Linked DNA regions of Mus musculus: region 2 is linked to region 1. Evidence: chromatin loops called from intact Hi-C (ENCODE). Cell type or tissue: heart. All regions are shown on one strand. Links, peaks and the distances in the headings refer to the core of each region. The heading gives the core; the rest is flanking DNA.

Region 1 (5,366 bases), core at 319-5,318:
TGGCTTTAAGAGAAAACTGGTCAGATGAATATTATTGCTTCCCACTTTTCAACTGGTAAATAGTTGCCACTGATAAAACAGACAAGCCCAGAGAATCTGTCCAGAATGTTCAAGATATGGTATATTATACAACATGCCTGTTCTCGGGGAGAACACCTAGGACATAATTATGTGTATTTCTTGATCTCATCATACAAGACAAGCACAAAGGCGCCACCCATGCCTCTGAGAACGTTGGACCATGCGCCCTTGAAAAAAGCCTTGCTCCCTTCATCGCGCGCGATCTTCCGCCAGCAGTCAAGCGTGCCTGTGTACATGATATCAGCTGCAAAGAATAAAGACATGTAGTTGATGACTAAAAGCCAGTGAACACCTCCAAAATCCTAATACAGAACCGAGCCCCACCTTTAAAAAGTATTTTCCCCCCTTTTCCCCCCATGCTAAGGATGGAACCTTAGGCCTTGTGTATGCTAAGCTCTCTACTACTGAGCTATTCTAAGCACTTAATGGCAGTTTTAAACCCAAGCATTTACACATTAGCACAGGCATTGACTGGAGAACAGGGACAGCCATGTCATAGGCATCTAAAGGGCTGTTTGCTCACAGGCACTTGTGCAGACAACATGGATGCTGTCCATCACCCCTTCAGAGCCTACAGCATTTCAATGACACTGGAGATTGAATATAGGGCCTTGAGTACGGTGGGCTAATGCTCTACCACCGAGCTGTATCTCTAGCCCTAGACTGTAGTTATTAAAGGCAGCCACCCACTCATTTTTGGCCATAACTTGCCTCACTCCCATGACTTTTTATCTTACGATCAAGCCGAACTTACTTCCTTTGCGTCCAGACTGCATCATCATACGACGGCGAACCGTGTCAAAAGGATAGGAAGTCAGGCCAGCGACAGCAGTGACAGACTGTGCAATCATCCAGCTGATGAAGATGTGAGTATTCTTGGGATCTGGGAGCATTCCTGAAAAATAAGAGATTAAAAAAAATCAAAATGTAGTTTTGCTGACCTATTTACTATAACCAACTAACATTTTATCTACCACAAGCTTCACACTTGAAGAATCTGGCTTCCTTCAGCAATTAAAAACAAAATGAGTGGTGGGCTTCTGTTATATTGGTGCAAGACCTTGCTACCCTGTCTTAAGGTGGATGGCTATGAATGGGTAGCCTGGTCTACATACTGGGTTCTAGGCTAGCCAGGGATACACAGTGAGACCCTGTCCCAAAGAGGAGGAAAAAATAGGAACCTGGGGTTTGGGGATACAGCTCAGCACTAGATTAGCATGCACAAGGCCCTAGGTTGAGTTCCTATAACTGCAAATAAGTACCCACATCTCCCACAGCCTCTAAGCAAATAGCAAACTTACCCTTTGCAGTGTCATAGATACCAAAGTAGGCAGCTCGGTAGATGATAATGCCCTGTACTGACACATTAAAGCCTTGGTACAGGCCCTTAATCCCATCAGATTTGTAGATCTTAACCAGGCAGTCACCAAGGCCTTTGAATTCCCTTTCAGCTCCAGCTTTGCCCACATCAGCTGCTAGACGGGTACGGGCAAAATCAAGAGGGTACACAAAGCACAAGGATGTAGCCCCAGCGGCACCACCTGATGCCAGGTTCCCTGCAAAGTAGCGCCAGAACTGGGTCCTCTTGTCCACACCACCCAGAAAGATCTGCTTGTATTTATCTTTGAAGGCAAAGTTGAGAGCCTGGGTGGGGAAGTATCTGATGACATTGGCCAGGTTCCCACGCCAGAAGGACAGGACTCCCTGTTCCTTGGGGATACGAACCACGCAGTCTATGATGCCCTTGTATTGCTTATCTGCCGTGATTTGCTTGCTGGCATGCTGCACCTGATGGATAGGAAGAAGGCAATAGGGACAGTTATAATCACAGAGAAGGGGAAAGGGAAGAACACACACATAAAATCGTTAAGGTTCGTTCCCCTTTCTCCAAATCTAGCTTTCAGAATCACATGAGCTGGACAATTCTAACTGCTGACACTACTGGGGGGCGTAGGGGAAGTGTTTAAGAATTGAGCAGCACCATCAGAAGTAGTAAGTCTCGACTTCTGTGAGTGAGGCACCCTCAAGCGTACCTATGACCTTTAGACCAGGAAGAAAGGTCATTCCTTCCAGATCAGGTTCAGAAGCATTAGGGTGGGACCTGCATAGGACACGGTCACCTTGGTGACCAGTCAACTTCTCTAGTCTCCGGAGCTGCTCCCTTTCCGCCCCACCCCCACTCCTGTCGGGAGGGGTGGCGGTGACGACGACTAAACGCTCGCCCGCGAGCGCCCCCTAGAGGCAGTGCGCGGCGAGCGCGCGGCAGGAAGGCTGGCGAGGGGCTGCGCGGGGGCGGACGTAGCCGGCACATGCTCTTCCCGGCGTCCACTTCCGGCCTGCCGGCCGGCGAGCCCACACCGCGTTGTTCGCCGGCTGCGTGGCCGCAGAACCGGTCCGCGTGGCCTGCCCAAAGCTGTAATCTCCTTGCCGTGACCTTGAGGTTTTCGGTCAGGCCAGGTACTCTGTTTTCCAGCGCCTGCTTTCAGGCCTATTGCCCTTGCCTCTAAATCCGGGCTAGACAGAGCCTCTCGGGCAACCCCATCCTAGTTCTCTGTGCCGGGGATGGCCCTGAGCGCCTCTGGTCCCTCTGGTCCCGACCACTTGCGACACTCAAACTCCAGGTCCTTAAAGGCGCCTTCCTCCCGGTTGCCTTTCGATCTGACACTGGCTAGGCCCGGCCTTCACCTTGCCCCCAAATCTAAAGACTGAGCCCCACTTTTCCGCTAGGGTACCCCCTTTCTGTGCAGATCCTTTACTTCCTGCCTGGGCCCCTCGATCTCAGAACGTACCTGCAGCAGCAGCTTGACCCTCTCGATGGGTGCTACCGCTGTCTTGGAGATGGCTGCGGCCACTCCACCGGCCAAGAAGTCCTTGGCGAAGGACACAGCGGCATCTGTCATGTTGAAAGCAAAAAAAGAAGAGGCAGGCGAGTGCGGGACAGGGCTGGGTTGACAACCGGCTTTGACTCCCGGGCTCTGGGGCGGAGCAAAGCAAATGGCCGACTTATATAGCGGCAGCCAGGCGGTGAGCTGCCGGCGTAAGGGGCGGGCCAAGGCGGGCGCCCAGTACTGGCGCGCGGAATGGCAGAGCTGCTGAGTGGCTCGGGACACGCGGGAGGAGCCTGGGAGGTCGCCCTGTCAGCCTCGCTTGCCCTTGGCACCTGATCAGGCCAGAGTAAGAAAAGGCTGCAAGGAGTACCTACAACTGGGGGACCTGGACCCTAAGAAGTGTCAGGGAATAGCGAGGAAGGGTGAAGATAAGTGCCCAAACGACAAGACAAGCAAAACAAACAAACAAACAAACAAACAAACAAACAAAAAACAAGAAAAACCAACCCAGGCCTAGGGTGAAGACGATTCAGACAGACAAAACCTCCCCAAACTTAAGGAATCGAGATAAATATCTAATGGTATGTTAATCGATTTCATTCAAACACACTTAAGGTCTGCAGTTCACTCACCCATTTTTGTAACGAAAATTAATTGTAGAACCAGGACTGGAATTACAGTGAGGTACATGAACCAAGGTCATACTAGTACAGGATGGGATCCCTGTCTGTCAAGTTCTTAACATTAACAATCCAAGGATTTTTGCATTGGTTTTGAGTTTTTAAAACATCACATTATACATGAAATTCATTTATCTTGGTGGCTGAGGGGTTCTGTGTCAAGTTCTGTGAACTTCACTACCTAGACCTGACACTGCTTTGAACAATGTCTTCAGAGCCAGAGAAAACTGAGGTACCTACCAGCAGGATGCGATCCCGGCAGCATACCCCAGACTGAGGTACCTACCAGCAGGGTGCGATCCTGGCAGCATACCCCAGACTGGTTTGCAAATAGCTTAACAAAGATCTTTCAGGGAATTGGCCTTGGAAAGTCCAAAGGACAGACTCAAGGTGAGGAAATCATTTTAATTGGAAGCCAAATACAGAGCACACCCAGAAGGATAAGAGGCTGAAAAGGTTAACATTGCAGTTGGCAGTTGACTCCAGACACCAAGTAAAGTGCTCTTCGATTGTTAGATTGCTGAACTCCCACGGTAGTGGCAATGGACCTGTGTTCCCTGAGCCCCTTAATGCTGAGCCGAGTAAATATTTGCTACAAACGACCTGAAGATCAGGAATCCTCCCTCATGTTCAGGACAGAAGCAGATAATGTGATCACCAAACTGCTTTCTAAACAACCAGTGTTTATTTTATAGAAATAAAGGCGTCAGTTGAAAACTTAGCTGCATCTGACCCATAGGTGTCCAACCTTCAAAATTCCCAAAGGTGAAATGCCAGTGTACCTGTCCATGCTTAAGACATAGTAGATGTTTTAGTTAGGGCTTCTTTGATTTCTGTGATAAAACACCGTGACCCAAAACAACTTCAGGAGAGAGGGCTTATTTCATCTCTTTTTTTAAGGTTTACTTGTGATATGTAAATATACTGTAGCTGTCTTCAACACACCAGAAGAGGGCATCAGATCTCATTACAGATGGTTGTGAGCCACCATGTGGTTGCTGGGATTTGAACTCAGGACCTCTGGAAGAGCAGTCAGTGCTCTTAACCGCTGAGCCATCTCCGCAGCCCAGGCTTATTTCATCTTACAGCATGTAGTCCAAGCTGTAAGCAAGAACTCAGATAGGAAACCTAGAGGCAGGTGTTGCAGAGGCTTTGGAGGAGAACTGCTTACTGGCTTGCTCCCAATGGCTTGCTCAGCATGTTTTCTTGTAGCATGCCCACCAGCCCAGTGGTGGCCCCACCCACAATGAGCCGGGCCTACTCATATCAATCATCAAACAAGAAAGTGCACCACAGGGTTACCCAAGGGTCAGCCTGGTGAAGGCATTTTCTCAACTGAGCTTTCCTTCTCAGATGACGCCAGCTTGTGTCAAGTTGACATAAGACTAGCCAGCACAGTCACTTGCCCTCTCCTACCTCTATATCTGTCCACTTACAGCTTCCTCGAGGGTTTCAGGCCCTTCTAAGGGTAGAGTTTGTTACTTGTTAGCTCCAAGCTACTTAACAATACAAAATCATGGACACATTCCATATAGGGGTTCCAAGGCACATTCTCCTTTTCCTTAGAAGTTTCTGTGAACTACCTTATTTGAGCCAGTATGTCTACTACTTGCATGTGAGACCTGTGCTCTAGTGCGGAGCTACAATCCCAGCCCCTAGGTTTTTATTTGATACTAATAGCATAGTAATAATGAGTTCCATCATCACCTCTTTACACATGTCTGTCATATAGGTTGCTCATATCTACCCCTCATTACTCCCTTTCACTGGTTCCTAC
Region 2 (5,366 bases), core at 90-5,089, 78 kb before region 1:
ACAGAGAAACCCTGTCTCAAAAAAAACCAAAAACAAAAACAAAAACAAACAACAACAACAAAAAAAACAAAAGATATTGCCAAAAAGGTAATGGGACTTGGGTAAGAGTTTACAGGGACTCATTAATAGTATTTATTTCAACTGCACAGGAATCTGTAATTATGTCAAATTAGAGTGGGGAAGGCTTTTCCTTGTTGTTTTATTTTTAAGACAAGGATAACTCTGACTGGCCTGAAATTACAGTAGACTAGACTAGTCTCAAACTCATGGAGTCTTGCCTGCCCACTCTGCCATCTAAGTGCAAGAATGAAAGGCATAGGACAGCAAGGCAGCATTCAATAAATATATCAAGTTTTGAAGAGCAGTTATTATGTGTTTAAAAGTTAAAGCCTAGCCGGGTGTGGTGGCGCACGCCTTTGATCCCAGCTACCAAAGGAGAAAGGCAAACAGCAACCTCTCCATATTACCTACAATACTGTTATGCCTGAAAAAAAAATGCTAGTGCAATGGTGGCATAACCAACCAATGTTTGATTTGACTTAAAGCCCACCCCACAAGATGGAAAGCATATCTGATACTAGTTAGATGATCAAGAACCAGAGACTAGCCGGGCAGCGGTGGCACACGCCTTTAATCCCAGCACTCAGGAGGCAGAGGCAGGTAGATTTCTGAGTTCGAGGCCAGCCTGGTCTACAGAGTGAGTTCCAGGACAGCCAGGGCTGTACAGAGAAACCCTGTCTCGAAAAAAACAAAAAACAACAACAACAAAAAAAAGTTAAAGCCTAAATCGTTTGTTATGCACCTCTTGATATAAACTCAACATTCAAGTAGACTGGATACCGGCCAAACGGGGGCTACTGTGAGGCAAATCTCAATTCTGAAACTGCTTTGAGATTATCAGTCAGAGGATCTAACCGGAAACACACACTGTAAATGAATTGAAAACTCAAGGAACAACATTATACTGAAATTAGACATGGAAGAGCATCTCTAAAGAAGTGAGGCTCGTGACCTTAGTGACATTGCTCAAGCCAGGCAGGCAACTGTATGTCAGAGAAGCTTGCATCCATTCAGCACTAAACAAGCCACACACTAAGCACTGCTGAACACACTTCTTGCCCTGGGGATGGAACGCTTTGTGGACCAGATGGTTGCTGGTGAACTGGTTTCCTGCTGCATTATCTCTGTGGGGGCTAAAGTTAGCAAGAAGGCTGCTCAAACCTCCACAACCCTGAATACCAGCGCTGTGGCACTTCTTTTAAAAAGTGACTACTTTCACCCAGGATGGATTAAACGGGGGGGGGGGGAGACGACACAAACGAACGGAAAAAGTGAAGTTTTGATTAAGCCTAGGTCTAGCCAGAACAATCCGCCACACACTGAATTTCACTTGAGCCTTTGGTGGTCAGAGGTGGCAGGGGCAAAGCCGCTTCTTTAAGTGGGGGGCGCTTGCTGATACCCGGGACCCCCTTTCCCCTGAAGAGTAGGCTCCTGAAAGGTGGGCTAAGAAACTCTCTTACCATCCTCAAACGGGGTCCCTTCGGGCCTGCAACACAGAATAAAAACAAAAACAAGAGCCCGTTAGTGCCGGCTCAGAGGGTCCCCGCCTCCCCGCAGCCTCAGAGGCGGCGGCTCTGTCAAGGTTTCCCATCCCTGCCGCCTGGTCCGTCCCGCACCGCTGTCCCGGGTTAGGAAAAGGCGGCGCAGGCCGCCGCAGCCTCCGCTGCCCCTCGCCACCAAGAACCCCAAAGAGTTCCCCTAGCAGAGAGAAGGCAGCTAATCGAGGCAGAGGCTCCGGGGAGGCGCCTAGGCCCAAGCAACCCCAACTCTCTTCCCCTTTCCCCCCATGCGCGGCTCGTCTAGGGGCCGGCCCCGGTCCTCCCTGCCCCGGTCGCCGGCGAGAGCCGGCCCGCAGACTCACCCAAAAATGACCGCATTCCAAACCATTATGTTGTTCTCCGACGGAGCCCCGCTCACTCCGGCCGGAGGATCTTCCTGTAACCTTCAGAAACAGACACACAGCGGCTGCCCTCAGCCCCGCGATTCGCCGCCGGGATCCCCCTCCCCATCACACCCGGAGCCGCTCCGCTTCGGGCTCCGCCCTGTGCCCCCCGGCAGGCAGGCAGGCAGGCGGGCAGGCAGGCCGCCCCCTCGAGCGCCTGGCCCTCGCGGACGCGGGTTACCTCTTGAAGTCCCTCATGAGGCGGCGCCGGGCCGGGGTCGACATGGCTTTAGCGGGCTCAGCAGTCGGGCATATACCAGGGTCCGCGGTCCCCGAGGAAGCCGAGGAAGCCGGAGAAGCCGAGGAGGCGCCGAGAGGGACGGCACTGCCGCTCCGGAGCCGAGGGTCGGTCTGGCGCCGGCTAAGCACCACCCCAGAGTAGACGGGGGCCGAACCAACCTGGGGAGAACGCGCGGGGGGGTGCGGGGAACGCCTTACGCCCGGCGGACCGTACCAAGGCGGCCACGGGGCGGGGAGAGCCAAAGTTGACCTGTCAATCACGTCCCACCTGAGAGCCCTGGCCCTGGACCTAAGGGAGGAGGTGGCCAAGTTCCCTGGGGGAAAAGGCTAGGCGGGAAGCAAAGGAAACCTTCAAGTCCCGGTGATTTAACAGGGAGCAGCGCGGGCCCCACTTGCTGACTTGAAGAGGAACCCCTGCGAAGTTTTCTTTTTATAGGTACTTACTTTTTTTCGGGAAGGAGGGGCTCTTTTTCTATCTTTTTTCCCCCTCTGTTGAGACAGAGTCTCCTATAGGCCAGAGAACCTCGAACTCACTGTGTCGTTGAGCATGATTTTGAACTCCTGACTCTCCTGCTTTCACCTCCCAAATGCTGGGATTACAAGAGTGCACCACCATGCCAGTCTTTTAATTACTTCTTGTTTTGTTATTGGTTCCCCCTTCTTCCTCCACTTATTTGTTGATTGATTGATTGGCTGATTGATTGTAGGGTTGGTCTCTTGTAGTATCTAATGTAACACAGGCTAACTCAGACTCACTGTGAATCCCAGAGGCTGGACTTGGAGGTCACCTCAGCCTGCCAGGAATATGTCTTTAACCTTTCTTCTGTTTTGACAAAGAATGAATTATTAAACTGCCAACTACTGTTTAGGGTCGGGGAAAGAGGCGAGAAGATTAGTTGAAAGAAAAGAGTGGAGGAAAGACTTGGCACAGGCAAAGCAGTTCTCCAAAGGCAAGGATGTTAGGGTCACAGTCCTGTAGACACGAGAGGCTGGGGTAACTGCTTAAAGTCATGGGGAAAGTAATATAAATAAATAAATAAATAAATAAATAGCTCTTGAGTATGAAAATGGACTTTGGGTCCATCTTCTTTGAGATGAGGGTGCACAATTCAAACCCAACTTTTAACCCTAGGACTGAATGAAATGATGTTGGGGGGCAGTGGCAGAAATGAGAGCTTCGCCGTGGTGGCGCACGCCTTTAATCCCAGCACTCGGGAGGCAGAGGCAGGCGGATTTCTGAGTTCGAGGCCAGCCTGGTCTACAAAGTGAGTTCCAGGACAGCCAGGGCTACACAGAGAAACCCTGTGTCGGAAAAAAAAAAAAAGAAAGAAAAGAAAAGAAAGAAAGAAAGAAAAAAAAGAAATGAGAGCTTCTCCCAGGGAAAATAGACTTTTTACAATCTCTATGGGTACTCACAATTTGTCTCTGGAACCACATTTCCCCTTGGTAATTCAGCAAGCCAAGCAGCTAGTTTAGAAGAGTCTGAGGTATGAGCTTATCCAGCTGGAGAGTATTGGAAGGACCGGAGGCGGCAAGGAGAGGCAGGGCGCACAGGAAAAGCTGCAAGTCTCAGGCAAGCCTCCCAGGGAGTATAGGGACCTGCAAAAGCAAGAACAGTTTCAAAGAAGCATTTTCAAAGATCAACCCAAAAGTCACTTAGTGGGCAGACAAGGATGCTGGAAATTATGAGAAAGGCAGGTTTGAGTTAAATCTGGGAGAGTTTTGAATGCCAAGCTAATGGAATCCTTGGAAGGTAGTGGAGGCAGGAAGCGACACCATTAGAGCTGGGCATTCAGAATCTTCTCCCTAGAGAGCAAGAAAGTAGCTGCAGGGCTCTTTTGCTACTGTGGAGGAGAAACACTGTATCAGGCAATCTCACCTCCCAGAGACAAGCGCATCCTTTACCATGGGAACTACTACAGCTTCAGTCTTCAACAGAGATTTTCTTTCCCATTAAATCCTGCTCACATTTTGAAATCAATCTCTCTCTCTCTCTCTCTCTCTCTCTCTCTCTCTCTCTCTCTCTCGGAGAGCCCAGTCTTCTATAGTCATCAGAGAAAAGGAGGGGGGTAAATAAAGAGCACTTGGCAATAGATTGAATGTGGTGGCAAGAATGATGCTTTAAACCCTGAGAGCAGTGGGGCTTTGAAGTGGCCGTTAACAGAACTAGGCATAAAGGGTGAAGGGACACATCTGGGAGAAGAAATTTTGAGTGGGACTTCCTGAGCTCCTGGGAGTGATGAAACAGCCATGCGAAGATGTCCAGAAGTCATCAGGTGCATAGGAGTAGGAAGCACATACCAACAGTAGTGATTTTCCTAGGTACTTAATGGCAAGTGCCTTCCTGACTAACAATTGTTACCCCCCCATTAACCCCAACATATGAATCCGTTAAAGCAAGTTTCCCTAATAGTGTTGGATTATGGCTGTTGGTGGGAAAAGGTTACCAAACAAATTTCAAATATCCTTTCTCCTCATCTAGGAACACGAAGTCTTCTAGTTCACACATGAAAAGAGCAAAAGCAAGGCCTGCAAAAAGAGCATTTGTTCTCTGTCACTGCTGAACTGATAGCCATGAACTGCAGGTCAAGTCTAGTTCCTTGTGGTCATAGGGCTTGGAGCCCTATTTCACTATTAACTGCCAAACTGGGACCACTCCCAGCTCCCAGAGGCCACCTCCATTCTTTGCTATGTGACCTACTCCCCTTTTCATTGCCAACTGAATATTTCTCTATTATTAGCTCCTTTCCCTACTTTGAACATTTTTCTTCAAGGAGACTGCAATGTACTTTCTCTAACTTCTCTGATTATATCAGACCCAATGTTGATAATCTCTATATCTTAAAAATCCTCTAACTTCAGGTGGTAGTTACTCTTGTCAATTGACTGAAATGCAGTTCAGTACTTGCCTGGTGTGTGTAAGGCTCCATGTCCCATCCCCAGTACCTAAATAAATAAACAAACAAATAAAAGCTACTCAATTTCTTCACTATAAAATCTAGACTAACCATCTAGAGACTGCCGCACCCGGGGATCCATCCCATAATCAGCCTCCAAATGCAAACACCATTGTATACACTAGCAAGATTTTGCTGAAAGGACCCTGATATAGCTGTCTCTTGTG

Evidence for each region. Peaks named below come from ENCODE experiments on the same cell type or tissue, not always from the same donor. Only the 100,000 strongest peaks of a DNase experiment are listed, where the experiment ranks them.
Region 2: a loop joins it to region 1, with 5 times the contacts of the local background. A loop is called at or near these places in 1 of 42 quality-filtered maps.

What each region holds. Positions count from the first base shown.
Region 1 is chrX:36,793,346-36,798,711 of GRCm38, reverse strand. Slc25a5 (solute carrier family 25 (mitochondrial carrier, adenine nucleotide translocator), member 5) reads right to left here and starts at 3,115. Exons shown (of 4, transcript NM_007451.4): 1 at 2,871-3,115; 2 at 1,383-1,869; 3 at 836-976; 4 at 1-325. The coding sequence starts at 2,981. The coding sequence ends at 168. In heart, for the core only: a CTCF peak has its summit at 2,337 (motif pointing left); DNase peaks (open chromatin) are centred at 1,791, 2,251 and 3,111; H3K4me3 peaks cover 1,653 bases; H3K27ac peaks cover 1,908 bases.
Region 2 is chrX:36,871,347-36,876,712 of GRCm38, reverse strand. It overlaps Ube2a (ubiquitin-conjugating enzyme E2A), which reads right to left and starts at 2,418. Exons shown (of 6, transcript NM_019668.4): 1 at 2,184-2,418; 2 at 1,922-2,002; 3 at 1,521-1,546. The coding sequence starts at 2,227. In heart, for the core only: no CTCF peak of the experiment used is centred there; a DNase peak (open chromatin) is centred at 2,422; H3K4me3 peaks cover 1,970 bases; H3K27ac peaks cover 1,382 bases; H3K27me3 peaks cover 307 bases.